Regions from separate parts of the Mus musculus genome. Here all the other regions are linked to region 1. A link is a loop called in an ENCODE intact Hi-C map of the cell type or tissue named here. Cell type or tissue: left cerebral cortex. All regions are shown on one strand. Each heading gives the region's core, and the rest is flanking DNA. Links, peaks and the distances in the headings are about the cores only. Region 1 overlaps Zcchc24 (zinc finger, CCHC domain containing 24). Region 2 holds the start of Zcchc24 (zinc finger, CCHC domain containing 24). Region 3 has its middle 11 kb from the start of Zcchc24.

The links. Hi-C counts contacts between places; a loop is a spot of excess contacts. Peaks named below come from ENCODE experiments on the same cell type or tissue, not always from the same donor. Only the 100,000 strongest peaks of a DNase experiment are listed, where the experiment ranks them.
Region 2: a loop joins it to region 1, with 6 times the contacts of the local background. A loop is called at or near these places in 12 of 42 quality-filtered maps.
Region 3: it touches region 1 in a loop (2.3-fold over the local background); 5 of 42 quality-filtered maps call a loop at or near these places.

What each region holds. Positions count from the first base shown.
Region 1 is chr14:25,713,488-25,723,979 of GRCm38, reverse strand. Zcchc24 (zinc finger, CCHC domain containing 24) reads left to right here. Exons shown (of 4, transcript NM_001101433.2): 3 at 4,189-4,353; 4 at 8,578-10,492. The coding sequence ends at 8,691. Among named protein-coding and RNA genes, the nearest start is that of Ppifos, 17 kb to the right of the region's middle. In left cerebral cortex, for the core only: no CTCF peak of the experiment used is centred there; DNase peaks (open chromatin) are centred at 5,223, 5,402 and 6,061.
Region 2 is chr14:25,760,517-25,771,008 of GRCm38, reverse strand. Zcchc24 (zinc finger, CCHC domain containing 24) reads left to right here and starts at 1,937. Exons shown (of 4, transcript NM_001101433.2): 1 at 1,937-2,398. The coding sequence starts at 2,153. In left cerebral cortex, for the core only: no CTCF peak of the experiment used is centred there; DNase peaks (open chromatin) are centred at 1,856, 4,870 and 5,597; H3K4me3 peaks cover 3,168 bases; H3K27ac peaks cover 4,229 bases.
Region 3 is chr14:25,774,759-25,785,250 of GRCm38, reverse strand. No RefSeq gene overlaps it. Among named protein-coding and RNA genes, the nearest start is that of Zcchc24, 11 kb to the right of the region's middle. In left cerebral cortex, for the core only: no CTCF peak of the experiment used is centred there; a DNase peak (open chromatin) is centred at 5,039.

The DNA.
Region 1 (10,492 bases), core at 1,277-9,276:
AGCCAGCCTGCTGGGGACAGGCCCTCTTCCTCCACCAGCTAAGGAAAATCTCAAAGCTACCAGTGGTGAGACACCTACTTATTTGTAGGTGTGTGTGTGTGTGTGTGTGTGCTTGCACACATGTATGTATAACTGCATGCATGCATATGTGGTATGCATGTGAATATGGAAGTCAGAGGACAACCCAAGTGCTATCTGTCTTTCTTTTGAGACGGGTTTTTAATTCCACTGGAGCTTCACCAAGTACGCCAAAGAACAAGCACTTCCAGGTTAGGCTCTGCCTAACCACACCAGACTAACTTACGTGGGTTCCTGGTCAGATTCAGGTCTGCACGCTTACAGGGCAGACATTTTATCAATGAAGCCACTTCCCCAGCCCCATCAACCCCTCAACAGCGTTGGCAGACACCTTTGGAAACGGACACAGGAGAGCACAGGCACACGGTGCCTTGTTTGTGGATGACAGAGAGCAAGTGGGCTGTGGATACAGGCAGCTCAAAGCCAGGGTACTGGGTACTGGGTTCTGGGTGCTGGGTGCTGGTGGAGAAAGTGGCCTCAGAAGGACTCAGAAAACCTGCAAACCAGGTAGCTAAAGAGCTCAGCCTCAGAGGCGCCCTCTTGTCCAAAGTGCATAGAACACCTCAGACTCTGTGGGGTGCATCTCTTACAACATGGCTCCCTCTTGGGTCTTCCCAGGGCTCATAGTGAACCTGAAGTCACAGTGACATCAAGCAGGTGGCCCAAAAATCAGCACTGTGTGGTGCTTACTTTCCAAGTTTTGATGTTCACACCAATCTCCCTTTTGTTATTCTGTCTGAACTCTAGTCAGATACCACCTAGTGGTGTGCATGACTTCTGGGGAAAACAAAAACAAAAACAAAACAAACAAACCACTGACCACTCATAAGTAATAGAAATGATTATCTTATGGACTGGTACTACTTCAGGTTAGCAAATAGTAGTGCCAATAACCCTATTTTACCTTGTGTACCACATGCTGCTCTTGGGGCTTATCTGTATCATCTCCTTTAATACTCGGAGCACTCTTTTAAAAGGTTTTATTGCAGTATTAGTTTCTCTCTCTCTCTCTCTCTCTCTCTCTCTCTGTATACATACATACCACAGCATGCATATGGGGGTCAAAGGACAACTTGTGGAAGTTGGTTCTCTCCACCATGTGGGTCCTGAGGATTGAACTCAAGTCAATGAGAATTGGCAGCAAAGGCCTTTACCCACTGAGCCCTCTCACCTTGTCCAAGATCACAGAACTAGGATGTGGATCAGAGTCTGCTTTTTTTTGAGACAGGGTTTCTCTGTGTAGCCCTCACTCTGTAGACCAGGCTGGCCTCAAACTCAGAGATCTGTCTGCTTCTACCTCCATCCGGAGTCCTAGAATTAAAGGTGTGTGCCACCACCTCCCAGCTCAGAGTCTGCCTTTGACCTCTATACCATTTCCTAAGTGGCAGTCACTCCGGGAGTTACCATGGCAACGATCATCCCACAGCCCCAGCTTTCTGAACCTGGTAGAGGTTGTCAGAATTCAGGTTCTGGGATGGCTCGATGGGTAAAGTGCTTGCTGCACAGCATGTGGATCTGAGTTTAATCTCTGGTACCCACAGAAAGAGCTGGCGGGGGTGGCACCTGCCTTTAATCCCAGCACAGGGGAGATAAGACAGGAGGATTCCTGGAGCTTGCTGGATGGCCAACCAAGCCGACTTGGTAACCTCCAGGTTCAGTGGGGAACTGTTTTTACAAAAAATAATACGTGGAGAGCAATTGAGAAAGACTTGTGTTTGACCTCTAGCTTGTACACGCACGGGTACAGCTATGCATATACAACACACACACACACACACACACACACACACACACAGAATTGGGGGGGGGTGTTTCTGATTCACTGAATCGAATGTGAGTCTTAAGATTCTTCCTCTCTAACACGTTGCCGGACAATCCCGCCACTGCCAGGCTGGATACCACACTTGATGATGACACACGGAGCTTTGTCCAGGCCTCTCAAACTCAAAGCCCACAAGAGCCAAGCAGGGCAGGTGTGTGGAGGGAGCTGTGGCAAGAAGAGGTGACTTGAAAAGAGTGAACACTGGCTCTAGTGGTCAGCCACTCCTCCACCTCAGCTAGTGAAAACCCACCGCTGGTGACGGCCCACAGTTCTGGGTTGTCTCCCAGTTTTAAATCCTGTGGTAAGAAATCCAACTTTAAGAAACCCTCCTCTGTGTGCATGTGCAGGCTCACATCACTTCATTTATAACAACCCTGACAGAGAAGCAGCCCAGAGTGCCCTGTGTCACGTCATTGGCATACAGTGAGTATTCCTAGGCAGCAAGAGAGGGTGAAGTATGGACACATGTTTCAGCATGCTCGAGCCTCAACAACATTACGTGAAGTGGAAGAAACCAGACAAAAGGATGAGTGTAAGCTAGGGAGATCTACAGAGACAGGAAGCAGATTATATGCACAGAGAAGTAGAACAGGAAGCAGGCATGAAGGAGCACAGAGTGACTTTTAGAGGGTGACAAATGTATCCTAAAATCAGACCGTGCACAACTTTGAATATACTAAAAACCATTGAAGTGACCATTTTCAATGAGTGAGGCATGCATTATTTGGATCATGTTTCAACAAAGACATCAAGCTGTTCAGGAGAGTACTAGGTCCTTTCATATATAAAATGCAGTTGCAAGTCAACAAGAAAAAGGGTAGGGTTGAAAAGATGGCTCAGTGGTAAGCCCTTCTGCAGCTGTTTCAGAGGAACAGAGTACAGTTCCAAGTACCCATATTGATTGGCTCTCAGCTGCCTGTAACTCCAGCTCCAGGTGATCTGACACCCTCTTCTGACTGCAGCAGGCACCTGCATGCATGTGCATAGAAAATATTTTAAAACGTGCACAGAAAATACTCTGAGGAATATGAGCAAGCCATTCTTTTGTTTTTAAGACTTATTTATTTATTTTATGCATGTGAGTACACTAGCAAATCATTCTTAAATACATGCAAAGATGCCTCTTGCTCGTTATGAAAGATGTCTGTCAAACCTGCTCTGAGAGAATCTCATACCTTTTAGATTAGTGATACTATAGTCTCCCCTCATGGAGAAAGGTACATTTCAAGATGCCTGCTCTGGGGCTGGAACTAGGGGATACAATGGCAAGATCAAAACTAGCATGAGGGACTGGCAAGATGGCTCAGCAGGTAAGAGCACTGACTGCTCTTCCAAAGGTCCTGAGTTCAAATCCCAGCAACCATGGTGGCTCACAACTACCTGTAATCCTCTTCTGGTATGTCTGAAGACAGCTATAGTGTACTTATGTATAATAATTATAAAGAAAAAAAAACTAGCATGAATCTCTCTTAGATTTCCCAGCAGAGGCTTGGTTCTCAACACACATTTTTAGCAACTTGGACCTTCATGGTATTGGTAGATTTCCCCCTTTCAGGTAAGAGAAGCACTTTACAACACCTCCTTGGAATATGGGTTGACCTGTGCTTCAGGTCAATTCGTATGTAAAATGAGAGCCACTTGAACATAAGCACTGTAGATGGTACCATTCATCAGTATCAGGCAGTCACTGAAGAACTAATGAGCAGGTAGCGGGTAGCGTATATACTATGGACTCACGGAGCAATGAGACCTCTGATGCTTCAGGCATGTGGCTCTCATCTTGTTCCTCAGAACTGTGCACAGTTTAAAGCTTATGAGTTGTTTCTGGGACTCTACTCCAGAGGGTCCGGAACACGAAACTGGTGAAGCATTGTGGGAGTTGAGGCAGCGGCAATAGGTCTTATCGCTAAAAAATGGCGCTCATAACCTTTGCCTCAGGAGTTTCACTTCTGGAAATTTACTCTACAAATCCACTCACAGGCATGTATACAGGCATGTATACACGTGTACCAAGCACTCATTGTAGCACACGACGAACTTGCATGAATTCTGCCACCGTGCAGCCCTGAAGGAGAATACAGTAGCTACTGGTGCTGGCCGTCGTGACAGAAACGCCAAGCTTAGTTGGGTTGGAGTTGTAGCTCAGTGGGTAGAGGGCTTGTCCAGTCTGCACGAGGTCCTGGGTTTGATTCCCAGCACACCGTAAAGCAAGTATGGGGATGGGATGCAGGCCATGAGAGCTGAAGGCTGAGCCCTCATTTTCCTGTATTTACTTCCTGTCTCTCCAGGCACGCCCCAAAGGTGAGGGTCTGACGCCGTACCAAGGCAAGAAGCGCTGCTTTGGCGAGTACAAGTGCCCCAAATGCAAGAGAAAATGGATGAGTGGGAACTCTTGGGCCAACATGGGGCAGGAGTGCATCAAGTGCCACATCAACGTGTACCCGCACAAGCAGGTGGGTAGGCGGGGCCTGGGTAGGGGTGGAGCTAGCTGTGGGACTGAGCAGCCTGCAGTGGGTGGGGCTGGGGGAAGTCGCAGGGCGCTCTTTCAGGCTCCCTGCAGGGTGATTCTTTCCCCCTTCTGAGGCTTCACTGGCTCTCTACTCTGGAACCTGAAGCTGAGGTGTGTGGGTGGGGTAGGCAGGAAGGGTAAGCCATGGTGGATGACTGGGAGGACAGGGAATTAGGACAGCTCAGTTTCTACAAGTCTTCTAGTGTCTGGGTTCCGAGGATCTGGGCTGCAGGTCTGGGGGACTCACAGACTGTCTTATGACCTAGACAGAAAGGCAGAACCAGTTCGCACACTCAGAGGCAGAGGAACTGGACACGTGGCAGTTTTTCTGTGTGGGCCAGTGTCTGGCAGGACAGGCTAAGTATGGGGTCCCTTCCATCTTGCCAAGATACCCCTCGGTCCCTGATGGCTTTCCCTGCCTTCCTCCATCCCACATCCTACCAGCATAGCCTAAGTGTAGCCTGCTGACCTGCCAGCCTGGCTCTACACAGAAGAGCCCAATCTAGATGAATCTTTCAAGAGCTCGAAGCTCCATGCTTCCCACTCACCATCATCCAGCCAGTATTTGTTGAGCACCTACTGTGTGCTTTGGGAAGATTGAGGTACACAAAGGCAATAGGTTTTGAACAATCGCACCCTGCAGCACACACACCAGCCACGTTCTGGGTTCCTGGGTCCTTGTGTTCCTTTCTTTGGCTTGAGATTTGGGAATACCTCCCCCTTGCTCTCCTTGTGAGGGAGTGGAGCCTGTCCTCTTGCCCCTCCCCCAGTGCTGACCTGGGCCACCTCACTCCTCTGAGAAACCCTGCCCCCACTACATCTGTTTCCTGTCAGACTCCAACTGTGTCTCCCCCAGACAACCCAGCCCCCCTCCCACCCCAGAAGAGAGGAAAACACACGGGCTTTGCTCCCCTGCTGGGGGCTGGGGGTGGGGTGGGGCAGTTCACAGATCAGTCCCAGCTGCTGGGTGTTTCCTTCCACGGAGGGGAGTCATCCTGACAGCTCCCCCAAGCTCCCCACTGGCAACTTGAGGCTGCAGGCTGAGTAAGTCTTAGCAGCTGGCTAGAATCCACATTGACCAAGGCCAAGGAGAAAAACAGTTTTAAGGAACCTCAGGCTTGGGCCGGCCAGTGTAGGCCAAGAGTATTTCCCAAGGATTCAGCTGATGGTGGTCCTGCCCTTTCAAAACATTACTGATAATATTCAATATTAATACTAATGTATGGACAGTTCCCCATGAGCCAGGTACCCTTCTAACCACAACCCCATGAAACAGGACTTCTATTACGTATATTTTATGAAGGAGAACAATCATGCAAAGAGATGCTAAATTACTTGCTGACTGTCCACACAGACATTATGAAGTCTTTGTGGAGCTCGGTAGTTATAGAATCATTTACTGTCTAGTACACACGTGCACACACACACACACACACAGCTAAGCCTAGATGACACCTGTCACTAACCTGCTAGCTCAGGCTGTAGAAAGATGAGCTGAGGTAGCAGCCATCAGCCAATGGATGGCAGAGGTGGTGTTCAAAGCTGTCTGACGTGTGATACTACGAGCTGTGGACACACTGCAGAGACATGGGCAGAGCAGTTTTCCAGAACACTCTGCAAGCCTCTCAGCTCTCCTCATTGGCTCTGCCCTTACCCGTGGGAGCTCTGGATCTCTGTCAGCCCCTGGCATAGAAACCAGGACAGCAGTGCCTGGCAGGGTGGGCAGAGCAGTGCAAGCGAGTTCTCAGGACCACAAGGGTGGAAGCGGCCGCAAAGGAGGATGCCGCCCCAGGGACCGAAAGCCAGGGACCTGGAACAGGCTAGGAGAGAGCATGAGATCTAGAGCTCTGGGAGGAGGACAGGCAGCATGCCTGAGAGTATGGGGCTTGGGGTTCACTGTTTCCTCTCTGGAGTACTCTGGGTAAGACTTTTAAATGGCTTATGGTTTCCTCATCTGTGGTAAAACACCAGTCTTATGGAAGCTGTCCCCTTGAGTCAGCCTGAGTTCCATGGCAGTGCCTAGCCATACAAAAGGAGGAGCAGAGACAGTGTAGACTAGCCCACTCTTGTCCCTCTATCCCCTACTAGAAAGCTGGCTCGTGGAGGGCCTGGGAAGAGCTGAGGGGAGCCGTGGAAACTGACTAGACAGCTTGGGTTTGGCCTGGGGTAGATAACATGCTCCACTAGTCACCATCCTGAGCAGAGAGCATGGGAGGAGGCCCTGGGTGCTGGGAACATCCAAGATGAAAGCGTAGGGACCAGATTCCAGCTCAAGATGGAGTTCTTCATATAGAACATACAATGACCCCGCCCTGGAGGCATGCAAACCCAAATGGAGAGATCTGTGCTGCTCTGTTTCTGGGACCCTTGGACCAGCAGGGGGTGGCTTAGCACCTCCTACTCTGAGTGACCCTGTATCACTGTCCCCCTCCCATTAATTTTCAAACTCAACGACATCAGAAGGGGTGTTTTTCCATCTAGCCTTTGTCTTTACTTGGTTTGCGGACTCATAGAAGTCAGGTGGCCAGGCCATGGCCACACAGTGAATGGAGGGTAAGCTGCCCTCTGGGACTTGGTCTGCCAGGAAGTCAAGCTCTTTCTCCTCTCCCCTGCTGGGACAGAATAGGAGGGATGAGGCCAGTCCTCTGAAAGGCCCCCAGTTCCAAACCCAGGCTCTCCTTCTTCCAGGCCTTTCCTCTGTAGCTAAAACTTAAAAGGCTGAGTTATGGGATACCCCCTTCTAGGGCAGCTAAGAGGTAGAACTCTGGCCACTTGCTGCCTAAACCTTCACCATTTAGAACACTCTAGCCATTTGCCTAACTGCCCTGAATGTCAGCTTGGGTCAAGGCCTGGTCAAGGCAGAAAAGCAGCTGGTACTCTTGAGTAATTAACAGTCTACACAGTGGACTGCGTCCATATCAGCTGCCCTTCCCTGACCATCCTGGGCATGTCACTGGTATCCAAGGGTCTTTGCCCCAACCCCATGTCAGCCTATAGTTTCTGCTCCCCTCTTCTTGGCAGATGGCTCCCAGCTGGCCCTGACCAGCTTCCTCTGAGCCTCTGAGTCTGAGTAGAGGACCCTTCTGTTGCCATGGTGTCATTCTGGGCTTGGAAGGAGAATAGTCTTTGTAGCCAACTGAAATACTGTCCACTACAGAGCCACTCCTCGTGATCTTTGCGATGTTTACAGGTCTTTGGCTGGCTATTATGGGTAGGTCAGGGAGGGAGAGGAAGCCAAGAACCCCAAGCCATCCAAAGTACAAAAAAATGGTTGAGGGCTGGTGAGGTGCCTCAAGGGAAAAGGGACTTTGCCACCAACATTGATGACCTGAGTTTGATCCCAAGGACTCACATGGCAGAAGAGAACGGGCTCCTCCAAGTTGTCCTCTGACCTCCACACTCAAGCTGAAGCAACACATGTATACATGTGAACACACACTTAGCACATGCAAGTTTTAGAGGGGTACTTGTGTGTGCCTAATGCTGCCCAGGTTACCATTAGCCAGTATCCCTTGGGGTTTCTCCAAACTTTGCAAATGAGCAGTGTGACAACATGCTTTACAGACAAGGATCACGCTAAAGTGGCACAGTAGGCCTAAGTCACCTCCTTTCCCTGGGCCTCAGTTTCTCTGTTAGAAAACGAGTTCATGTAGTCATTCGATAAATGGGCAGGCACTAAGCCAGGAATTGGCTGGGGTTGACCCCAGACCCCAGATTGGCTTTATGGAACTAAGAGCCCTGTTGTCTCTGGGGCTGAAATGTAGCTATGTCCAGGGTAAGTGACTCCCAAAGCCACTGGATTGAAGGGACAGATGTGAGTTGGGGCTTCTCTTGACTGAGACTCAGTTTCTTCATCTGGTAGATGCCTTTGCACCCCTGTCCTGAATTTACTCTGGGCTAGATTTGGGAGGTTTCTAATCTGCATTCAGGGGGCAGTTGCCCAGACCTCTCTGTGGATCAAGCAACGTATCTGCCATGGGCTCTGGGTCTAAGAACCCTGCCTTGGTTCTTGCCAGCCCAGAAATTTCATCTGAGCCTCCTCTGGGACACAAGTGTCTGCAAACAGGCAAGAGGTGGGATGCCAAGGCACTGGCTGAGCTATCTCTGTAACTGCAGATTCTCTCCCCCCCCCCCCCGCCCCTCGGCCCCTTCCTCTCCTTCTCTGCAGAGACCCCTGGAGAAGCCTGACGGCCTGGATGTGTCTGACCAGAGCAAGGAGCACCCTCAGCACCTCTGCGAAAAGTGCAAGGTCCTGGGCTACTACTGTCGCCGTGTGCAGTGATCTTGGCCACCACTGTAGCACCCCTCAGCTGCCACCTCCCTGTGTTGCCCAAAGGGCTGAATGTCCGCATGCTTGAGGAGATGTCACGGGCCTGTGGGTTTAAGCAGAGGAGGCGTGTGTCCTTGTCTCACATGCTGGCAGAGTAGCTGACATGCTCCCAACAGGGTGCAGAGACAGGAGGCTCAGGGTCTCTTCACCATAGGCCTGGGCTCTGTAGAAGGACAGAGGCCAGCAGAGGTCTCGATGTTCTTGAAAGCTCTCATCCTGAGTGTCTTTGGAGGCTGAGCGACCCTGCATCTGCCACAAGTACACTAAATGAACTGTGAATCCTGAGGCCTGAGGGAAGTTCTCCCTCCAAGACCAACCAGGCCCTGTCCCACCCAGCACCTTGCAGCTTGCCTCGTATGAAAAACCACTCTAGAAAGTCCCAAGTCATTCCTGATCTGTAGCCACAGTGGACAGTCACTTCTTCTAGCAGCTACTGAGGAGTGGCCCTCTGTCCCTGCCCACACTGAGTCCTTAATCTCACCAGCCCTGACATCACTGCACTGTACCTGGTAGCTAAACACAGCCTCCCTCTGCCAATGAGACAGGCAAGAGGGTGAGGCAATGGAGACATCGAACAGTAACCAGTGTGCCAAGACATCCTAGGGACATGAGGCATCACCACTTCCCATGACCTCCCCCAGACTGTCCTGTAGGCTTGGGTTCTGTCACCTGCTCTCTCTCTTGACCCTTAGCCTCCCACCCATGACCGGGATGCCACCCCACAAAAGCCGTAAGACTGTTCTGGCATGAAGGAGGGGGGCCTTGGCAGTCTGGAGCCGCTTTCTGCCACTTGGGGCAAGGACATCTCATCCCCAGCCTTAGTCTCCCCATTAGTTAAATGACAAAGTGGCACCAGAAAACAAGAGGTCCCAGTGACCTCTGAACTTCTAGAAGAGAGCTGGCTGCCTCTGGAACAGAGTGTCACTAGGGGTCGGGGGTGGGGGGAGATTTGTCTCTAAACATCTAGGTGCCCCGCCCTCCAGCCTCTGTCCTGATAGCCACTTAAGATGTCCTCTCCTATAGCCCTCCTTACCTGATTGATGTCCCCATCCCCTGAGAAGACGAAAGAGGACCCCTCCTCCTCTTTCTCCTCAGCCCCCCAACACTGGGCAAGCCTAAAATGAGCCACAGAACCTCTCCTTTGGAAACTGAGGATAGAGATTTCCTACTTCCTAAGGAGGCAGAGAGATTACCTGGCATGTCACATGGTCGCAGGGTGGCTGTTGTCCTGGCCAGGGTCAGCAGTGTGCCCCCTACCCTGTGACAAGCCACACCTCTCTGGTCTTTCTCCTCTTCACCAGCTGCCAGGACTGACTTTCTTGACTCATACTATGCTTCTATGGAGAGAGAGAGGGAAAAAAAATCAGACCATGAAATCGGCCTGAAATTCAGTGTTTACATATGGTGCCCAGTTGCCTTTTGTTTTCAAATGAAAATGTTTTGTATGACTGACGTGAAGTGTTAAGCAAGGGTCCAGGGGGTAAGTGGAAGAGATGGTTGTATGTCTGCAGCAGCTAGCTGCAGGGTAGATTTTGGGAGAACATACTCTCTGAGCACTTAACAAAGGTATTATCTGTGGCAGCCCAGACTATTAGCTGCCACCGTGCTGCCCTCGAGTGGTAGCATGCTGGGCTGCAGACGGTGAGCATCCAGCACCAAGGACTCTCCAGTCTTGCTGCTGCACTAAGGCTGCCCCATGCCAAGCTTCCTGTTGCTAGGAAAGGGATTTTTTTCTTTTTGGCATCCCACTGGG
Region 2 (10,492 bases), core at 885-8,884, 47 kb before region 1:
TATACCTCTCAGGCTTACTCTTTTCCCAGCCTGGTGGTTTTAAATCATCTTCCTTGGTCCCCTTGCCCGAAAATCCTAAAGTCCCTCCTCTGTTTCCCTGCCCAACCATTGGCAACTTTAATTTCCAATCAGAACCAACTTGGGGCAGGGACCCTCAACATTTTACATGCGTATTCTCCTGCAATTTTGGGAACCCATTTAACACAATACAAGCGTCAGACCAAATTCACAACACTTGGGGCAGGGGGGCAAGGTTTTTACAGCAAAAGATGGTATGCAAGAGGATCTGCTCACCTTGAAGCAACCAGAACTTGGGGTACAGATTTTAGCATTTGAATACACAACAGCACAGGACCAACCCACTACAGCCCAGGCTAGCATCAAGCTCACTACATCTGGCTTAGAGATAAGTCTTGAATGAAGAAGCATATTGGGATTTTATTAGCATACGTGTTGTCATTTGAATTAGTAACTGCCAATTGTTTGATAGGCAAACTGGTTCAAAACAGGGAGATCAAAGGGTCTCTCAATTGGTGACACAGGCTAGCTCTCTGTCACACTGAAAGCTGTTGAATTCAAGCATCTACAGATGTGCTGAGGTGTCCTGGCTTGGTGACTGGTTGGGGGACAAAGGACCTTCCTGAAACAGCTTCTATTTACTGAATCTATTTTTCCACTCAACAGCTACCCAGTATGAATATAATCATTCCCATAGTACAGAGAACACAGGCTGGTTGGCAGAGGGGAGGTGGCTCATCAGAAGTCCATTTACTGGCATTTTAACACCAGGCTGAATGGCTTCAGGGCCAAATGAGGTGAAGGTGACTTGAGTCCCCATAGGGCAGTCAGTTCCTCTGAGTTGGCACTGAGAGGTTGGACCTGGTTCTTGGGTCCCAGGATATGGGGCAGCACACACCATTCTGGGACTGTGAGGTGAATGAAGGCCTCAGGATCTGGGAAGCCACTGGCTAATGCGGGCTCCTCCAGGAAAATGTGGGTTTCCGAGATCTTGTAGGCCAGGGTCCTGGAACCCCTTCAAGACACTAGGGAGAGCTGACGCTGGACCCAGGGAGCAGAAGAGGAGAGAAAAGCCAGCCTGGAGTAGAAACAGGAGAAGTGGAAGAGATGGGAGGGGGTGTAAGGGGGGAGGAGAAGGGGAGCCCTTCCTTGGGCAGGAACCTGGGGCCCCCCTCAGCGCAGGCTGTCCGCAAAACGATTCTGCAGATGGAAGGAATTAAGTGGGAGGGGGAGGGTCCTATGGTGATAGCGCGAGGAGTGTGTGTGTGTGTGTGTGTGTGTGTGTGTGTGTGTGTGTGAGTGTGTGTGTGTGTGTGTGAGTGTGTGTGTGTGTGTGTGTGTGTGTGTGTGTGTGTGTGTGTGTTTGAGGGAAGCGAGGGAGACAGAAGGAAGCTTCAAACGAGACACGTTTAAAGTGTCGTTAGAGAACATCGAGACAGTCACAGAAACACAATCGGACTAACAGCAAGAGGAGGGACTGGGAGAAGGAAAAGCTGCAAACGCCTAATTAACTAGAGAGCTCCTGGGAAGTGATGGGAACCAGCATACAGTAGAACCAACTGAATGTTTGGGCCCAATTGATTCTGAGCTCCTAGGCTGGGGAGCTGAGCTGACCCCGGGGCGGAGGGGGGAAATTCGGGAGGGGCCGCTCCTGGTGTGGGGGTCGGCGGCGTGCTACATGTGCGGACCCGCCTTCTTTCTTGTCTTGCCCCTCCCCCACATTCATATTCAATAAGACAACCAATGGGGGAGCGAGGATAGGACCGAACTGGCCGGGGTGGGGCGGGGTCTCTGTGGACCCCACCCTAGGAGCGGTCCCCGGAGGGGTCAGCGCAGAGGCAGATAGCGGATCCCCGGGCGAGGCGGGGCTGGCAGCAGGCGGGGCGGGGCCAAAAGTTTCCTGCCCAACTTTCTCTGCCTCTTTCCTCCGCCCGTGCGCGCCCACTGCTGCAGTTCGGGGAGGCGGCGGCGGCGGCGGGCGGCTGCGGGCAACGCGCGGGGCGCGGGACGCGGGGCGGATAGCCGTCGGGGCCGGGGCGGCTGGCAGTGGGCACAGGCTCCCCGGTGCCCGCCCCTCCGCCGGGAGGGGGGCGCGAGCGGGCGGCCGGGGAGGGGCCGGCACCGCCACGGCAAAATGAGCCTGCTGTCTGCCATCGACACGAGCGCCGCCTCGGTGTACCAGCCAGCCCAGCTACTCAACTGGGTCTACCTGTCGCTTCAGGACACACACCAGGCTAGTGCCTTCGATGCCTTCCGGCCCGAGCCTCCCGCCGGCGCCGCGCCCCCGGAGCTGGCCTTCGGCAAGGGCCGCCCGGAGCAGCTGGGTTCTCCCCTGCACTCCAGTTATCTTAACAGCGTCTTCCAGCTGCAGCGCGGAGAGGTGGGTGCCCCAGCGCGCGCCAGCCCGGCGCTCACTGTTTCAGGCCCCTCTTCTATCTGTTCCGCTCTTCCTGGCATGGCCCAAGCCGGCCCCGCATTGCCCAGTTCGGCTTGGCTTGACTTCGATCAGCTCTGCCAAATTTGCCGCCCGAAGTCCCTGGGGCACCAGGAGCGCGTCACCTCCCGGCAGAGCCTCCCGGAGCAGCTCAGGCCTGGGCAGGGCCCTCCCGCCCCCTCTCCGAGTTTGGAGCCCTGCTCCTAGTAAGCAGGCTCAAGGGTGTCTCCGGATTCTCTGCAGACTGCCGGGGTGCGGCTAGGGCGGGGAGCCCCTTCCTAGTCTTTCCTTCGCCCAACCTTATGAACTTTTCTGGCTGCCATTCTCTGGGACGGAGGATTGCAGAACCTGCTCTGAACTCTGAAAGGGCCTAAAAGAATCCTCCCACCGACCTCCATAGTTCTTAACCTGGAGGGCTCCCTGGAAAGTAGTTGCTCTTCCAGGGGCTTTTTCTCCTGTTCCCACCACTTGGGAACCCCTAGATCCACCCTGCAGCTGCTTGCCCTCCCCCAGGCACATAGGAAGTGGTTTCTGAGGGCTTGACCTAGCAGACTGTTCTGTCCCCTGCCTTCCCAGGCTGGAAGGAAATGAAAGGGAAATCCTTGGGGGGCGGGGGGGGGAGGGTTAGGCTGTGGCGATGGGAGGGCTCCAGCTGCCTAGTGCCTTCTCCCAAAACCTGGGATGTGTTGCAAAGGCTGCCTGCTCAATGGATTCGGTTACAAAGTCTACTGGACAGTGCATGTTACCAGCTAGATAAATACACAGGTGGCCGTGACCTCCCAGCCTCCTTTGCGGGTCTTATCCAGAGCCTTCCCAGAATCCATCTACTAATGGCACCCCACATCCGTTTGCTCCATTTTGGAAATTGCCAATACCCTCTGTGCCTTTCCCTTGCCCCCTGTGGTTTCCCTCTGCTAAAAGACGCAGGAGGTAGAGGGACACACACGGGGTCACTTTCACCTCTGACCCAGAGGTCATTGCGAGTGAGGCCTGTATATGCTGGAGTGTGCTGGGGTTGAGATGTGGCGTCAGGAGATCACCCTTTCTGGTCTCAGGTATGTGTTCAACACTGCCATGGTTTACGGGAAGACTCACAGACATGTGAAAGGCCAGCACTCCCAAGGCTGCCCTGCTGCCCTATGGAATAGAAGCTGTGCAGGAGGTCTGGGTATGGGGGCAAGACTGGAAAGGTGCCTGCAGAGCCCGGGGTGGGAGTGGGGGTGGGGGTGGGGGAAAGCACTTACATGCCAAGGCTCTTTATAAACCATAACACATGCTCTCTGCCCTGCGGAATGGTTCCTGGCTGGGATCTTCTTTCTTGTAACAATGTGTTGTCTCTTGGGGAGCTGACTTTAGGTGACCAAAGGCTTTGGAGAACTGTTTGTGGAGTATTTCTTTACTGGCTGGGTGTTTTCCATTATTAATTCTCTTAGCAAATATTTGTTGAGTTCTACACAGGACAGGGGTGAGGAGCCTGGGGCTGGGGGGGGCAGGGGGGAGCATAGACAATACGTGTGTGAGAGGAAGGTGAGTGATGGAGTGTTCTCATGGCTCATAGTTGGATAGAGGTGCACTCAGGGAACATCTTTCATCTAGGGAGATGACTGTGACCCAGAGGTCCCATGACCCAGCAGGGTCCCTAAGGAGCCTTTACTAAGACTCCCTCAGCTCCCATCCCAGCATCCCTCATTCCTTACATGTGGTCTCTGCTGGGTTGCCCATCAGTCAGAGATCCTGTCTTTGGACCCCAGCTGTGGTTCAGGGATTCAGGGAGACCACAGCTACCCCCTACCCCTTCATTGCTGTGTACCGCAGGAAGCAGCCCAGTGCGGGAGGAGCTGGAGCCATGGTGGGGAAAAAGCTCCGTCTCTCTGAGCCTCCCACTCAGTAGATTGAATCTTGGTCGTCACAGGTGTGTGTGTGTGTGTGTGTGTGTGTGTGTGTGTGGCTGGAGGTATACATAAACAAGAGAAGAGAGTGTCTGCCTGCAGACAGCCAGGGCTGGGGAGATCAGAGGGATTTTTCACACTTCCAAGGCTTATGGCTCCCATGGAGGGCTGAAGAGCTGTGCCTGCCAACTTCCAGAAAACTCTCTTGGGTTCTGGCTTTCTCTTCCTCACCTCCTAGCCTTTGACCTCTCAAACTCTTTCAAACCCCCAGCTATGTTTTGGGGGCTTAGTTGGTGTTCTGATATGGCTGAGAAGGTGAGAAGCCCCCTCCCCACCCAGTCAATGCCACCACTAAGGGACTGGGTGCAAAGGCAACAAGTTCTTTTTCTCACAAGAGGGAACTTTAGGAAGGGACCCAGGGTCCATCCACAAGCATTGCCATTCTGTTCAAAGCCTGGCAGGCCCAGTGGCAGTGCCTGTGGATGTGACTTGCATGCTGACCGCTGACCATAGCCCGTCTGCACCGGCCCCCGTGCCAAGAACCCACCCCCTCCTGCACCGCCCCCAGGCTGCTCCCTCCACAATAGCAAAACACCATGAATGCAGCTGGCATTGGGGGAGGTGAGGACACGGGGCCACAGAAGCCTATTGTGCCCCTGGAACCTCAGCCCTGAGAGCTGAAGATATAAGCCAAGGGTCCTGAGTAACCCTCTATCCCCGGGAGGAGAGAGGAAAGTGGTCGAGTTTACATGCAAGTGCAGGACAGACAAGTTCCAGGAGATGGCCTTCAGGTGGAAGTGTGTTAAAACCCCTCTGGGTTCTGAAATGAGGTCTGGTAAACTCGGGTTTCAGAAATGGCATCTGTGGTCACAGCTGGATGGAGAGAGAGAGAGAGAGAGAGAGAGAGAGAGAGACTCCTTGGCTGAGCCCCTCTCTCCAGGTGCTACAGGAGGAGGTGGGGCTTGGGGGGGGGGACTGCATGGATCTTCCTTGCCAAATTCTGTTTGGAATTTAAATTCCCAGCAGTGTAGACTCCAAGAATTCCACTTCTGGAAAAACAGAGTTAGGCATTACCTCTTGGACCCTTGGAGGAGTTCTCAGAGTTGGCCCTGGCAGGCTTTTTATCCCACTCCTGCCGCGCAGGGAAATGAGGCTGCCCCGTGTCGCTGAATTCAGATTCTTAGGGCAAGTTTCCCTTTTTCTCTGAGAATAGATGTAGCCGGGAAGTGTGGCTCCACCGTGGAATGACCACCCCTCCTTTGTGCATGCTGGGTGAAATGAGGGCTCCAACGGTCTTGGAAAGCACAGATTACTCACCGTCATCCCCTTTGTTCACACAGTGCTCGCCAGTGCCAGCATGATAAAGGCCCAAAGAAGGCCTGTCATTCAAAACCTGTTAACAAGTCTTCACCCCAACATCCCGTAGACTTAATTCAGCCAGAGGACGGTTTTGGCTCAGGATACAGAGCAGTGTTCTTCCGATCATCTCCAGGTCTGGGGATGTTCCACTGAGTCAGCTATGCGGTCTCCTGGGCTGCATCGCTCTAAACGTCAGAAAGCTCTTCTTGGTGGGGATCTCTGGGTTTGTTCATCACTTTCCACAGTACCACAGACCCCACGCTTTGCAGCTGTGGCCCTCGCATTGCAGACTTGTTAATGGCGTGAATGGACTTCAGCTCCTTAGCACAGAGATAGCAAGGAGAACACAAAAATACTTATACAAGAGAGTCTTGTACAAGATTCCAGATGGAAGAAGTGGCTCATGTCTGTATTCCTAGCATAGGAGGATTGCCATGGTTCAACAAGGCCAGCCTGGGCTCGAGTAAAACCCTGCTCAAAAAACAAAAGAGGTCTGGCAAGAGGGATGGGTGGGTAAAGGCTCCTGCCACCAAGCCTGACCCCCTGAGTTTAATCCCTGGGTTGCACATGGCAGAAGGAGGGAACCAACTCCTGCAAGTTGTCCTATGACTTCTATATGTGTGCTGTGGTCTGTACCCATAAACACACACAGCTAAATAAATAAGTGCAAACATTAAAAACAAACTAAAGTCCCCAGCCTAGACAAATATAGGAAGTTTGGATGAAAAACCACCTGTGTCTACAGCAGCTATCCAGAGGTTCTCCAGTGTGGACCCGTGGAGCAGAGTCACTCTACTCCTTAGCAGGGCGCTAAACTTGACTCCCATAGTCTCTGTAGTCTGGTTGGGGTGGGAGGCAGGCAGCTCGAACCTGGGAGGAATGTCCCAGAGGTATGACTAGGGAAGAGTCCCCAGATATCTGACCCCTCCCCTTGGGATGCTGAACAGTAACTCATGCAAGGAGGCTGACACTGGGGAAGGGTTGTCATAGGCAGCTCTACTCTGCTCTGTTAAGTTGATTGCCTAGGTCTGGGCTCAGGGAAACCATGCCTTGGGCCATATAAGTCAGGTATAGGGAGGGCAAGGGCTTCCTTCGGTAGTAAATGATCAGTGGCCACAGAAGTCCGAAGTGGCCTAAATGGGGGCTGGTAAGCAGCAAGCTGCTTTGCTTTGTCTTCTGAGGCAAGGCCTCACTTGCCCTAGCATAGGCTGCCCTCGAACCCAGGGTAAGACTCCTGCTTTAGCCTCTCAAGTGCTTGGAATAAAGGCGTGTGCCACCACCTCCAATGGGACCATGGACAGCAAGGCTCTAGAATGTAGTTCCTTGTCATTGCCATAATCTAGAGAGCAAAGCAGGGGTCTAGATGACTCAATTCATCAGCAGAGCTAGATCTAAATCAATTCTGAATCGCAGCCAGGAGCTATCTCTGTAGCCTGTTACACCTGATCTCCAGGCTAGCTCCTATCTGCATCTTCCTCGGGCGCCTGTGTATACCAAGCACTGGGACTTCCTATCAAACCACAGTACCTCTGATGTTTTGCCTGGATCCAAATCTTTTTTTTTTTCAATAGTCTCATATAGAAGAGGTTGGTCTCAAACGTGCTCCATAGCTAAGGATGACTTTGAAGGTCTGATCTTCCTGCCTCCACAAGTTCTGGGACTACAAGGCTATGCCATTGTGTCCTGTTTAGGTGATGTTGGCTACCAAATCCATGGCTTCCGATAGCTACACAAGTACCCTACCAAGGGCCACACCCTCAGCCCTGGACCCCAACTCTTTTGAAGAGTCATGGGCTCTTGTTGTATAGGTACTGGGTTTCTTACTATGTTCCTGCTCCGTCCGATTGGCCTGGTTTAGGAGACACAGAAGAGAAAAACCATATTTTCCTATTTTATGCCTATGTCCCTCCCTGGGAACATTCATTCAGAGACCTAGGGACAGAACTAAGTGTGCGACATTGGATCTGTCCCTTAACACTCCTCTCTCTCTCTTTCTCTCTCCCTCTCTCTCTCTCCCTCCCTCCCTCCCTCCCTCCCTTCCTTCCCCCTCTTTTTCTCTGCTAATAGATCTTCTGTAGCTCAGTCCTCCTTTGGTTACACTGGTTAACTTGTAATTTCTGGAAGCACCCAACAGTCTCGAGTGTCTGAGCCTTGATACTTGCTGTTGAATCTACCTGTGATATTTCCAGCCCTGTCCCAGTGGACAGATCCCAAGGCATTTCTTTAGGGTACAAATGGATGTCTCTTCTGGGACTCATGGGGTGGCTGCTTTAGGGAGAAGTTCTCCCTCTAGCTGCTCCAACAACATGGGCTGTGGTAACCAACGTGTAATGTTGTGGTAGCCAAGCTAGGCTGCCATGAACTGTGCAATGGCGTTGTCTCTCCGTAGCTCTGTTGTCCAACTTGGGAGTAGGAATCCTACCTCTGATTGCCCAGTCAGTAACTGGGCCACACTGGATGTTCAGCTCATCCCACTAGGTGGGTGGGGGTAGGACAGATGACTTTAAGCCTGCTCTCTCTTCTGCCTTCAGCCCTGTGATGAAGTAGGTGGTCTCCCTTGTCTCAGCCTCCTATGTTATCTCAAGGAACGAGTGTTTATTAGTTGCTAGGTTAATTGCAAGGGGCTGACTTGGGAGATAGTGAAGCCCTATCCCTAGCCATGTTCTGGTAGTGGCTAAATGTTCAGACAGTCCTTACCTTGTTTGGTCATGAGTGCCTTTGGAGTCCCTGGTGTGAGCCCAGTGTACATGGCACAAGCACACATGCCTGCCCATGACTTCACAGCTTGTGGACAGCCTCACTTCACAGTGGATTCCAGCGCCAGGCCTCTGCTGTAGAGGATATGGCTTTGGTCATACCCTGGACTTGCTAATGCTACAGTCCTGCTGAGCCCTTGGTTTTTTTTTCAGATTCATGCTTTCTGCTTTTGCTTGACAAGTGTGTTTCACAAGTGTCAGACACAGGGTTCCCAGCGCTCTTGTCCTAGCTGGGAAGTGGGCAAGGAGCCATGGCCCATGAGCACCATCAAGTAAGTGGTAACCCTGGGTTGGGGGTCAAGAAACTGAGGTGGGGATATAGTCTTCCCATGACTCTAAGTCTGCTAAGCTCTGTTTGGCAACCACTGTCTACTCCCCCAAGCCCTGGTCCCCATTTTTCTCTGCCCACTTCCTTCATCTAAGAGAACTCAATGTGACCATTAGTCTTGGATCTTTTATTGAGCCTCATCTTTGTAGGGAGAACGATTTTACACGTGAAATGTGAGCAATGTCCGGACTGGCAAAGGATCATGATCTGTCCTGGCCAGTTCATATGTTCCTGGCCCTGGAAACAAGAATATGGGCAGAATTGTGTGTGATGGGGGAGGGGAGGTTCAGTGAGGGTGTGTTTCATTTTCCTGTGGTCCTCCTCTCACCTGTGTGTACTGTCTCCTACACCCAAACCCAGCGTGTGCCCTCCTGTCTGTGTTCAGAGGCTAGGGACAGAGGTGCAGGTCTCTTGGAAGAAGGGGTGTGGTCAGTGGTGATATGGTTTCTTATTATAGTGTGTGTGTGTGTGTGTGTGTGTGTGTGTGTGTGTGTGTGTTTGTGTGTGTGTGTGTGTATTTGGTGAAGAGGTAAGGGGTTGGATGGTTTTAGGAGATAAGAAGATAGTTGTGTGGCTGATGAAAGAAACCCCACAGAACTAGGGCTAGACTCAAGCTCTTTCCTCTAAGGCTGTCTTGGGTTAGAGAACAGAACAGAGAAATAGAGGTCTACCTGATCTCCCTGGGGTACTGGGCCTGGCCCTGAACACTACCTTTGCCATTGGCCTTGCACATGGCTGTGTCTTTCCTGGCAGAGGTGGTCTCATTCCCGCCTGCCACCCTGCTAGTCCTGCCTGAACGATCTTTATGGTTCGGACTCTGTCTGGGCCACTCTCAGAAGTGTCTGCCCACTAGCACAGTGTTTGCCATTGCCCCCTTGCTTGTGGTATCTTGTGATAGCCCTGCTGGGCAGGCTTCTCTGGGGAGACGGGGGCACAGCCTTGTGACCCTGTGCCTCTGCCCTTCAGAGTCCACAGCAGAACTGCTTTCCCCAGATTCCAATCCCCTCTCAGAGACCAGAGAAGCTGGGACTACGCCCTCCTCAGTACCAAGGGGCTTTACATATGAAGTCACCTGATGTCAACCTCTGGCTCCTTTTTTCTATGTGGAGCCGGGCCTTAGAGGCTGTGTGTGGGTGAAATATAGCTGGCCGACATATTTGACTCTGTTGCCTTGGGCAAATTACTAAGTCCTTTTGAGTCTCAGTTTCCAGTTCTACAAAAATGAGATCGGTGCTCAGATAAATGTTGTCTTAGCAGTCAAGGGGAACTAAGGAAAAGAAAAGGTTCTGTAGAGTGTACAAGAACAATTTGTGGTCAGAGAAAACCAGAGTCTTCTAATCTACTTTCCCCTGTCAGACCCTCAAGAACCTTAGAAAAGGTTCCAGCAATGACCATGAGCCTGATGCTGTGTCTCCCCACGTGTGGTAGAAGGGCCCCACGCTTCCTACCAGCTTCTGGGACCTTTGATGCAGGATGATGATGCAGCCCAGAGGCTGACATCCATCACGTAGTGGGGCTGCCCTCCCTTGAAGAGCAGGGCCTTCAGAATGCATCCATCTCTGCCCTGCTAGCTGGCCCTGCAGCATAGTAGATTGTTGATTACCCTTTATATGCCAGGACGAGGGTGCCTTTCAGAAACCGGGTGTCTGAACCCAGCAGTGGTGAATCTGCAGGGACAATCAAGTTTGCCTTATCTCCCTTCTGCTCT
Region 3 (10,492 bases), core at 1,416-9,415, 61 kb before region 1:
TCTTTGATATCAAGATTCACACACAGAAGAGTGACCCCTTTAAAGTGAGGGGTTGTTCCTTATTGTAGTCCTGAGTAGGACAACTATCAGTACTATTAAATTCCAGGTCATTTTCAGTCCCAAACGAAAACTCATGCCCATTGAGCACACGGTCACCATTGTCCCCCAGCCCTTGGTCCCTGCAGATTGCTCTCTGAGTCAATGAATTTGCCTATTTCAGACATTCATTTAAATAGAATCCTTAAACAATGGATCTTTCCATATGGCTTTTGCACTCACGCTAAGGTTTTCTAGGCTCAGCATGCTCTACCTGGACCAGCAACTTGTTTGTCCTCTTGGATGAATATCAACACTTCCTCCCCATCCACCAGATCATGGGGTTCCTGGTCCCTGACCCTTGTAACGTGAGCACTGCTACCATGGTCATCTGTGGACATCTGAGCCCCTGTTTTCCGTTCTTCTGGGTAGATTCTTTTTGCTGGGTCATGTCATAATTCTGTCTCACGCTTTAAGCAACCTTCAAACTGTGTGTAGTGGCTGCATCATGTCCAACACCAGTATTCAAACTCCAGCTTCGCCACATCCTCCCTAATCCTCGTAGGTGTAAGAAGGTATTTCACTGTGGTTTTAATTTGCATTTCTCTGCTAACTAAGGAGGCTCAGTGCCTTAGGGTGATTCATTCATTTTCTTTGGAGAAATGTCTTAGTAGATTGTTTGCTTGTTACAAACATTTATTTATAATTTATTATAAATTTATAATATACAATTTATTTATAAAGTAAACACACACACACACACACACACACACACACACACACACACACACAAACACATGGGGAGACAGGGTGTATATAGCCTAGCCCAGGTTTGCCTGAAGCTCCCTACGTAGTAACTAAGGATAACATGAAACTTCTGATCCTCCTGCCTTTGCCTCCTAAGGGCTGGTATTTCAAATGTTCACTACCATACCTGGTTTATGAGGTCCCGTGTTAGAACCCCAGGTAAGGATCCTGTAGACTAAGCTGTGTGTGTGTGTGTTAATATGCATACACATGTATGATGGTGCTCTCATGCGTGCGCATGTAGAGGTCAGAGGTCAATGCCAGGTGTCTTCTTCTCTCACCATTTTACTTTTTAATTGTTAGAGTCCATGGTTGGTTGATTGATTGTGCGGTGTGTGTGTACCTGGTGCGTGTGTGTGTGTAGAGGTCAGAGGTCAATATGCTGCGGGTGATGGTTATTTCTTCCATCATATAGGTCCTCTGGGTCGAACTCAGGTCATCAGACTTGGCAGCAGGTACCTTGACCTGCTGAGCAATCTCTCCAGCCCTTTACTTGATTTTCTGAGACAGTGTCTCTCAGTGAACTTTCTCAGCTAGACTGGCTGGCCCGAAGGGGCCCCAGGGTTTTCCTGTCTCTCCTGCTCCGACTTTGGAGTTTTGGGCACAGATACCATACCCAGCTTTTCTGTGAATGTAGGGATCCCAGTTGATGTCCGAATACTTGCTCTGCGGGGCCATCTTCTCAGCTCCTAGGCTGGTTTTTGTTAAAGACTGAAAGTGTTGTTCGTCTATTGCAGAACAAGCTCCTCTTGAGGTCTGTGAACTGTGGAATATTTCCCTTGTCCTGTGGGCTGGGCTCTCACTGCCTTGTTAATGGCCTTCAGAACACAAAAGATTCTCGGGTCTCCTGAAGTCCTGCTTTCCTACTGGGTCTCCTGAAGTCCCGCTTTCCTACTGGGTGGCCACATGAGCCTTTGGTGTCAAATCCAGGACGTGAATTGATTTTCCTCTGTCCAGATCCTTTCCATCTGTCGAGTTCCAGATTCCTCCTCGTGTTTGCAAGCTTGCCTCTAGTGCTGGCATCTTGAACAACTTTATCTGTCTCAGATAGCAAATTCCCCCAGGGGCAGTGACCAACCCTGAAAAAAAATCAATCTAACGTTATGCAATCAATTAAAGCTTTTAATGGTGACTGTTGATGACGACCAAGGATCATTAAGATCCCTGGGTCTGCTTCACACTGGAGAATAAATCCATTTTACTTTCACAGACGATAACCCTGAAAAAGGGAACGTCAGTACAGTAGAGGGGGGTGTCAAAGACACTGTCCTACTTGAAACAAGATCACCATTCATCCTGGCTTCCTATCAAGCTCAGGGCAATGCATTTGTTAGGGCGTGGGATCCTGCTCCAAGAGAAAAAGATAAAGGAAATGTGGCACTTGCACTAGGTGCCCAGTGCTTTGAACCCAGGCTCAGGAGGTAGAGTAGTCACTCAGGAGGACTCTGCTTAGCCCCTGGCCCCAGACAGGAAATTAGAACCTATCCCTATAGGAAGCTTGTTGCTGGAGGGTATTTCCAGATCACTGAAGAGCTTTTTCCAGGGCACAGGGCCCCAGAGCATACCAACTTCAGATTCCAGACCTTCCACCCTGAGAGGCTCACTGTGCGTCTGCATCTGGATAGTATTTCATAGCAAACTCAGCCCTGGTCTTTGCCTAGGCCAGCGTACCTGCATGAGTCTGAGGTAGAGTCCAAGCCTATCGTGTTGGATTGCCACTTAACTGAGGTGATGCAGAGAAAAAAAAAGTCTTATGCAACCGAGGTGACTGCAGCATTGTGGTGTGAGCACAGGAGGCAAGATGCATGCAGCAGCCAGGTGCTCCAGAGAAACAGCTGACAGGGCAGAAACCAAATGCAGACAGAGGAGGAGGGATAGGTAGTGCTCACCATTCTGGAGGCTGAGAAGTCACACGGCATGCCAGCAAGCCCAGGATGCCTCATGCTGCCTGAGACTCCACAGCTCTGCTTTGTCTTAATGCCATCATCTCTGCTTTAGGGACACAGCCAAATGGCCCCTATGTACCACCCAGCCACGAAGCAGCTCTTCTCTGCAAGCCCTGGCACCTCTTGCCTGGATGTGGGCAGTGGTCACTGCCCAGTGTGTATCCTTCCCTTGCCGGCTTTTAGGCTTGTTCAGATGGTGCCACTTCACTCAGGACCCACGGGGATCCCTCCAACCCACTCACAATGGGAGCTCCCATCTTTGCAGGGCCCCGTGAAGCTCTGCAATTCTCTCTCTCTCTCTCTCTCTCTCTCTCTCTCTCTCTCTCTCTCTCCCTCCCTCCCTCCCTCCCTTCCTCCCTCCTGTCCCCTACCCTTCACTGGCCTCCATGTCCCCTGGGTTCCTTGGCTCTTCTTTATGTTCCCTGGACATTTGAGACACGGTTCCACCTTGCAACCTTTGGCTTTCTGATTTCTGGCCATGGACCATCTTCCTCCTAATATTTCCAAACTGCGCCTTTCTTCACCTTTTTATTCAAGTCTTCATTTGTCAATTCTCAGAGAGGCTATTTCCAATGGCTTCATTAAAGCAATTCTTTTTTTTTTTTTTTTTTTTTTTTTGGTTTTTCGAGCAGGGTTTCTCTGTGTAGCCCTGGCTGTCCTGTAGACCAGGCTGGTCTCGAACTCAGAAATCTGTCTGTCTCTGCCTCCCAAGTGCTGGGATTAAAGGTGTGTGTCACCACTGCCTGGCTCATTAAAGCAATTCTTGACTTGACTTTTTCTTTTAGTTTGAGACAGTGATTCCTTATGTAGCCCAGGTAGGCCTTGCTTTTATTTTATTTTATTTTATTTTATTTTATTTTATTTCATTTTATTTTATTTTATTTCATTTCATTTCATTTCATTTCATTTTATTATTTTGAGAAAGGTTTTCTCTGTGTAGCCTTGGCTTCCAGGAGCTCACTCTGTAGACCAGGCTCTGAACTCAGAGATCTGCCTGCCTCTGCCTCTGCATCCTGAGTGCTGGGATTAAGCGTGTGTGCCATCACTCCTGGTTTGGGCCTTAAATTTGTGATCCACCTGCCTCAGACTCCCAAGAAGCTAAGATCAAGGCTCTTCTTCTTCCTCCCCTCCCCCCCTCCTCCTTTTCTTCCCTTGGAGACACGGTTTCAGGTGCCACAGGCTTGCCTCAAGCTCACTATGCTGCTGAGGATGACCTGGAACTGCTTATCCTTCTGTCTTCCTCAAGTGTTACAGGCCTGTACCACGGTGCCTGGATTCTGGAGGTTGAGTCGAGGGCTTTATGGATGCTGGCCCAGGATCCCACCAGCTAAGCTGTAGGCTCAACCCCCCCACCTGGACTTTTCTATCCCACTTTCTTGCTTTGCTACTCTTGATTTTTCTTAATCTAATCTCTCTTCTTTATCCTTTGATACGTTCATACATGCAATCAAGGAATGCCAATCATATCCATCCCAGCCCCTCCCCTCCCCGTACTCTGAACATGTCCCCCTCCCGGCTTCATGGCTCTTATTTTTGTTTTTAAATGACACACCAAATTCATTTCTCCTTTTTGCTTTCTTTTTTAACAGCACACGGAGGTCAGTCAGGGCTGCCTGTCAGAACGTTGACTAATCTTGTTGGCTTGATCTCGGTGGGTAGCCATAGCAGCGGTAAGCTCATGTGTGTAATGACTAGATCATGTCCGGAAGACAGCATTTTACAGCTCTTACACACTCTCCCCCCTCTCTTCCCCGCTGCTTCCTGGGTCTTGGGGGCAGGGTTGGTAGAGAGGTCCCATTTAGCGCTGAAAGCACGCAATAGTCACTGCTTTTAGCACTTTGGCCACTTATGGCTCTCTGCGCTTGTTGCTGATCACGGAAGAGAGAAGGTATTTTTGGTTTGAGGTTGAGTGTAACTTTAATTTTTTTCCAAATCCTACTTTTAATGATGGCTCTTAAACACTTCAACCTTCCTTTCAGCTCACCACCCACCAGAGGAGTGGAGAAAAAAGGGTACAGGGATAGTGACCTGTTTTGAAAGGGATCTTTGGAGCAAATCCCATCTGCATTGTCAGGAAATCAACAGTTCAGTTCACAGGAGTCATCACTGGCAGATCCATCCACTCACAAACACTTTATCCAGTTCAGTAGAGCCAGGCTAGCAGCAGTGGTGGCATTACCTAGCAGAACAGCAGGCTTCCGCCTCGGCACAAGTCAGCAGGAGGGACCAGGGCCAACAGGAATGCCAGGAAAAGTTCTCAGCTGTGCCTCTCTCAGCGAAGAGATGATCAGGAAGGCCTGAGATCCACAAGCGTCGCACAGCTAGCTCTATAAGCAAGCCAAGCTCAGTCCCTGTCACTGTCTGTTGGGTCCTTTCTATACACCTCCAAACATCACATGTTCTCCACGGGTCTGGCCTCAGCACGTGGGTCTCTCTTAGCTGACATCACTCTGCCAATCAGCCTGAGACCTTGGAAGCAGCAAGAAACTGCAGCACACCACCAGAAGGTTTTTGGTGCATTCCAATACATTCATGTCATTAGCAAAGAACCCTTCACCACATGTCCTTCCTTCCTTCCTTCCTTCCTTCCTTCCTTCCTTCCTTCCTTCCTTTCTTTCTTTTTTTTTTTTTTTTTTTCGAGACAGGGTTTCTCTGTGTAGCCCTGGCTGTCCTGGAACTCACTCTGTAGACCAGGCTGGCCTTGAACTTAGAAATCCACCTGCCTCTGCCTCCCGAGTGCTGGGATTAAAGGCGAGCGCCACCATGCCCGGCCACATGTCGTTTCACGTGCTTGCTTTAGCAGAACATCCTTTCACCTGTGTCTGCCCCAGCAAAACCCCATCCAACACAACTGACTTTACAAAGACATTTAAGTTTCCACTTTAGTTGAGGCCAGCACTATCTATCTATCTATCTATCTATCTATCTATCTATCTATCTATCTATCTATCTATCTATCATCTATCCCTTCCTATGTATGTATGTATGTATGTATGTATGTATGTATCAATCATTTATCTTTCTATCTATCCATTCATATCTATTTACCTATCCACCTCTACCTACCAATCTATCTATCTATGCATCCATCCATATACCCATCCATCCGTCGATATTTAACAACACAACCACATAGCAAGGTAACAGTTGTAGGTATTACCTTGGACCTATGACTGTCCTAGCCATAGGCATGTGGCCATGTTTATGGTACCAGGTATGAGTTCCTTCCTATGGCTCAGGTCTCACTTGGAATTAAAACCAATTACCACTATTGCATCAAAGGGTACAGCTTTCCTGACAGGTTCATAATGGAAGATGCAGGGTAATATTATTGATGGCTTTTCTCCCCCGGTGGTGTGCATAGCACATTTCAGGACTATGGAATTTAGCCAGCTATAAGGAAGTTCTCAGTTAGTTCCAGCTTGATGGCTCTGTCTTGCAACCAGAGTGTGTTTTGTGCTCAGCAATGGGCCTTACCAGTGTTCACACAGTCTAATGTGCTGTTTATCACATTTACTTACTTATAGTCTAAGTCCCTCCTGTAAAGTGGGAGCTTACAGACTTTCCTATTTTTCATTGATGGTCTTATTTCCAGCACATGGTATAAGGGCCCAGGATTTCACCGAAGAATGGTACTCCAGACTCAAATAGTATGTAAATGCAAAGAGTATTTTATTCTGCAGAAGTCCAGCATGCTGGGGTCTCCCATTACCAAGATAGAGAGGCAATCAAGTGAGCTTGCAGGCCTGATTTAAAGCACATTAGGGGACTCCAGGGTAGGTGACCTCTATTGGGTCCATCTATTGGGTCCATCTCTACAGACCTCTATTGAGTCCATCTATTGGGTCCATCTCTACAGACATTCCACTATTGGGGTGTGGGGGCTGGGAACTTGCTGGGGGGAGGGTCTGGAAACTGTTGCTGAGGAAGTAGCTGAGAAGTCTGGAAACTGCTGCTGATCCATTGTCCTTGCCTCAGGCCAGGAGGCGGGGCAGCTTCTGAGGCCTAGTTTCCTTAACTGCCAATTTGAAGCCTGTCATGGAGTCAGCCTGGCCTTCACATGTGTTCTGCTACACAAAGCAGTGACTCTGTGAATCTGGATGAATGAATAACTCCTCTCCCTTCCAGACCAAACCAAGCTCATACAGCAGCCAGTGTCCTGACAGAGCACACTGATCACACCTGAACACCTTTCAGCCTCCACTTCCCCGCCCCCCACCCCATCCACCACCCAGGTCTAGCCATCTATTATCAGGTCGTGTCTATCCACTCCATCATGAAACTCTATGAGGACAAAAGCACATGTATATGTGCACATGTGCACACACACAGAGAGACCCACATACATACATCTGTACACATGCAGTAAAGAAAAGTCTTTTCTCAAAAAAGTCTCTTCTCGAGATTCTGGGCAGCACAGGCCATCCTCCAAGGCTGAGGGACTCCGTCACCACAGTTGAACTGAGCTGTGACCCTTAAAGAGGCTGCTCCTCCACAATCTTCACCCCAAGACATAGAGATGCAGAGATGCAGATACTTCTGCTGGGGTGGGAGGGAGAGCAGGGCCCTTCCCCCTTCGTCTTTCATTTAGCTTTCAACATGTCTCCCCAAGAAGAGCATCTCAGAATGGTTGATCTCCAGCAATGCTGACCTGAGAACTAGAGTTGCAGGATGTTGAATGGGGGGCGGGGGGAAAGGCTGGGAGGGGCATTGGGAAGAGCCTTGTCTATGGTCATACGTAATGGGACAGCTGACATCTTGAGAGGAGATGGACTCACTGGCTGAACTTGGACCTATGGCACTGCATATTCAGTGGCAGACACCGCATCTAAGTCTTTTTTTTTTTTTTTTTTTTTTTGGTAAGGGGGACATTCAAGCAGGTCTTGCTCTTAGCCCAAGTCTGAAATTCACTGTGTAGCAGAGGTCGTCCTCATTCTTCCCACCTTCTCTTCCCTGATGTTTCCTGAGCCGTAGGGGAAGCATTAATGGAGAGACCCACTTAGCGCTGAGCACCGATAGCCATCATTCCTAGAGCTTTGCCCAGTTATGGGTCTCTGTGTTAACTGCTGATCACGGAGATCCCTTCGCCTCAGTCTCCATGGTTTCCATGTTCGCTAAGAGACCCTGCCTTCATAAAAAAGGTAGAGAGAGACTTAGTGAGACACAGGCTGCACATGCAGGCATACTCACTCGCACACATGCACACATACATAGAATTGCACACACACACTCACATATACACATATACAAAAGGGAGGCAAAAACTGTTGCTCTGCCTAGTTTTATGTCAGCTTGACATAGGCTAGAGTCATCTGAAAGGCAGGAACCTCAAGTGAGAAAACGTCTCCATAAGATCAGGCTGAAAAGCATTTCTTAGTGATTGGAGTAGGAGGGCCCAGCCCATTGTGGGTGGTGCCACCCCTGGCCTCGTGGTCCTGGGTTCTGGAAGAAATCAGGTTGAGCAAGCCTTGAGGAGCAAGCCAGTAAGTAGCTCTCCTCCGTGGCCTCTGAATCAACTTCTGCCTCCAGGTTTCAGGCCTGCTCGAATTCCTGCCCTCACTTCCTTCAGTGATAGACTTCAATGTGAAAAGTAAGCCAAATCAACATTTCCCTCCCCAGGTCATGGTGTTTCACCACAGCAATAGAAAACCTAACTAGGACAACAGACATTTATGATAAGCCCCATCCCTTCAAAGTGATGTCACTCCACTCAGGAGGCAGAGCCTCTATGATCTTGAGATGCAGGGAATTGAACCCAGGACCTCACATATGCTAGGCAAATATTCTACTTTAGAGCTACATCCCCAGCATCTAATTGCCTCTTGAAAGCTCTGCCTCTCCATACTGATAACGCAAGGACTACTTGTCCAGGACATGAACCTTGGGGCACATTCAAATGTAGCAGAGGACACAGATGGTCAGCACATGCTGGCAGTTTGCAGTCCCTGCTGGGGCTTCTCGCCATTCTTCAATCCCCGTCTCTCTGAGCTGTTTCATGACATGCCGATAGTCTGCATATCTGAGCTTATAAACCACAAGGACATACTGAGTTTATTACTTCATCCCTTAAGTAAACAGAAGGCTTGCTGTGGCGAAGAGCTGAGAGAGCAGAGGAGATTATAGCTGCCAAGCAGCTCACAGTCCAGGGGTGGGCTGGGTGGGAAGCGAGAGGAAGGTGGGTTTCACACCTGTCACACCACACAAACACCAAAGAGTCAAGAACAGAGGGGACCTATCGAGTAGGTAGGATGGGGGTTACGATCACAGGAAGTCAGTTTTCAGCTGATCTTGAAGTGGGAGATACTGCAGGAAGACTCCCTTAGGAGTCAGGATACTGGCTTCCTCCATGTTCTAGAGGCATGGGGGAAAGTCAGTTTCCTCACTTATCTGGAGGTCGGAGTCCATGTGTGTTGGATCTGGGAGACACTTCAGGTAGAATGTAGACGGAGGATCAGGAATGAAGTACGGACAAGCCCTTGGGTGCCATGCCAAACGAGCATTAGGTTTCCATGCCGATAGCCAGCATAGAGAGAATCTGAGTGGGCCAGTAAGAAGACTAGGGAGGTGGCCGTCAACTCCCCCTTGGCTCTTTGATGCTGACAAGGATGTTCTCAAAATAACATAGAGAGTTCTGCTCACTCAGTTTTGGGGCCGTTCATCCCATCTTCCAAACAGATGTCACATAAGCAAAAGCGCAGGAGAACGACAGACTGCTTCCCACTGCTGTGATGCACGGGAGGCCATGTTCTTGTTTGGGCCATTGACCCTGGGTGATGACAAATGCCAGTGTTGAGTTGATCTTGAAGGGTGGACACTGCAGGAAGACCCCCCTAGGAGCCTGTTCTAGAGGCACGGGGAAAGTCAGTAGTCCCACTCCTCTGGGAGATGGGCTCCACATGTCCTAGAGCTGGGAGCCATCACGTGTCCCCTGGAGACCTGGGATCCCTCCAGAGGCGGAAGCTTGCTGACAGACAGTTGATGGAATGTATACCACCTGCCTTTCCTTTCCCTCTTTTCATTTCTCGGAATTGGGTGTGAACTCAGAAGGCGAGAATGGAGTGGCTGCTGCCCACCCACTACTGTCTGGTGGACACCTGGCTCTGTGACTTCCAGGTTCCTGAAACTTAGAGATTCCATCAGATTGGCTGGGCTATATGTGTAGGTTGTCCAGGCCTTCAGCATACAGGCTGTCCTTCTAACGATCACCTCTCCGTGTTCTGCAGCCCGGAGACCAAGCAGGTACCGCCTGAGGCCTCTCAGTAGCAGCAGGCCCTCAGGCCACTCGTTCCCCACAGTGGTCCTGGGATTCAAGCAACAGTGGGAGTTTTTTTCCTCCTCAATGGGATACTTGTTCAGGTGGAACACTCAGCTTATCAATGTCTAATAGATAGGGAGAGTTTGGTTTCTAAGGGGGAGAGGGAGGGAGAGGGAGGAAGAGGGAGGGAGGGAGAGAGAGAGGGGGGGAGGGAGGGAGAGAGAGAGAGAGAGAGAGAGAGAGAGAGAGAGAGAGAGAGAGAGAGAGAGAGAGAGAGAGAGAGACCAAAAGTGAGCACAGTCACCAACCTTGGGACTCAGTCTCCCAGGGTGCAGGTTGTGAGTGGTGGGAAGGGTTGGTGGTTGTGGTTGTGGTCTGTCTCTCTTGCCTCTCTCTCCTTGTCTCTCTGTCTCGCTCTCTGTCTCTGTCACTCTGTCTCTTGGGGCTG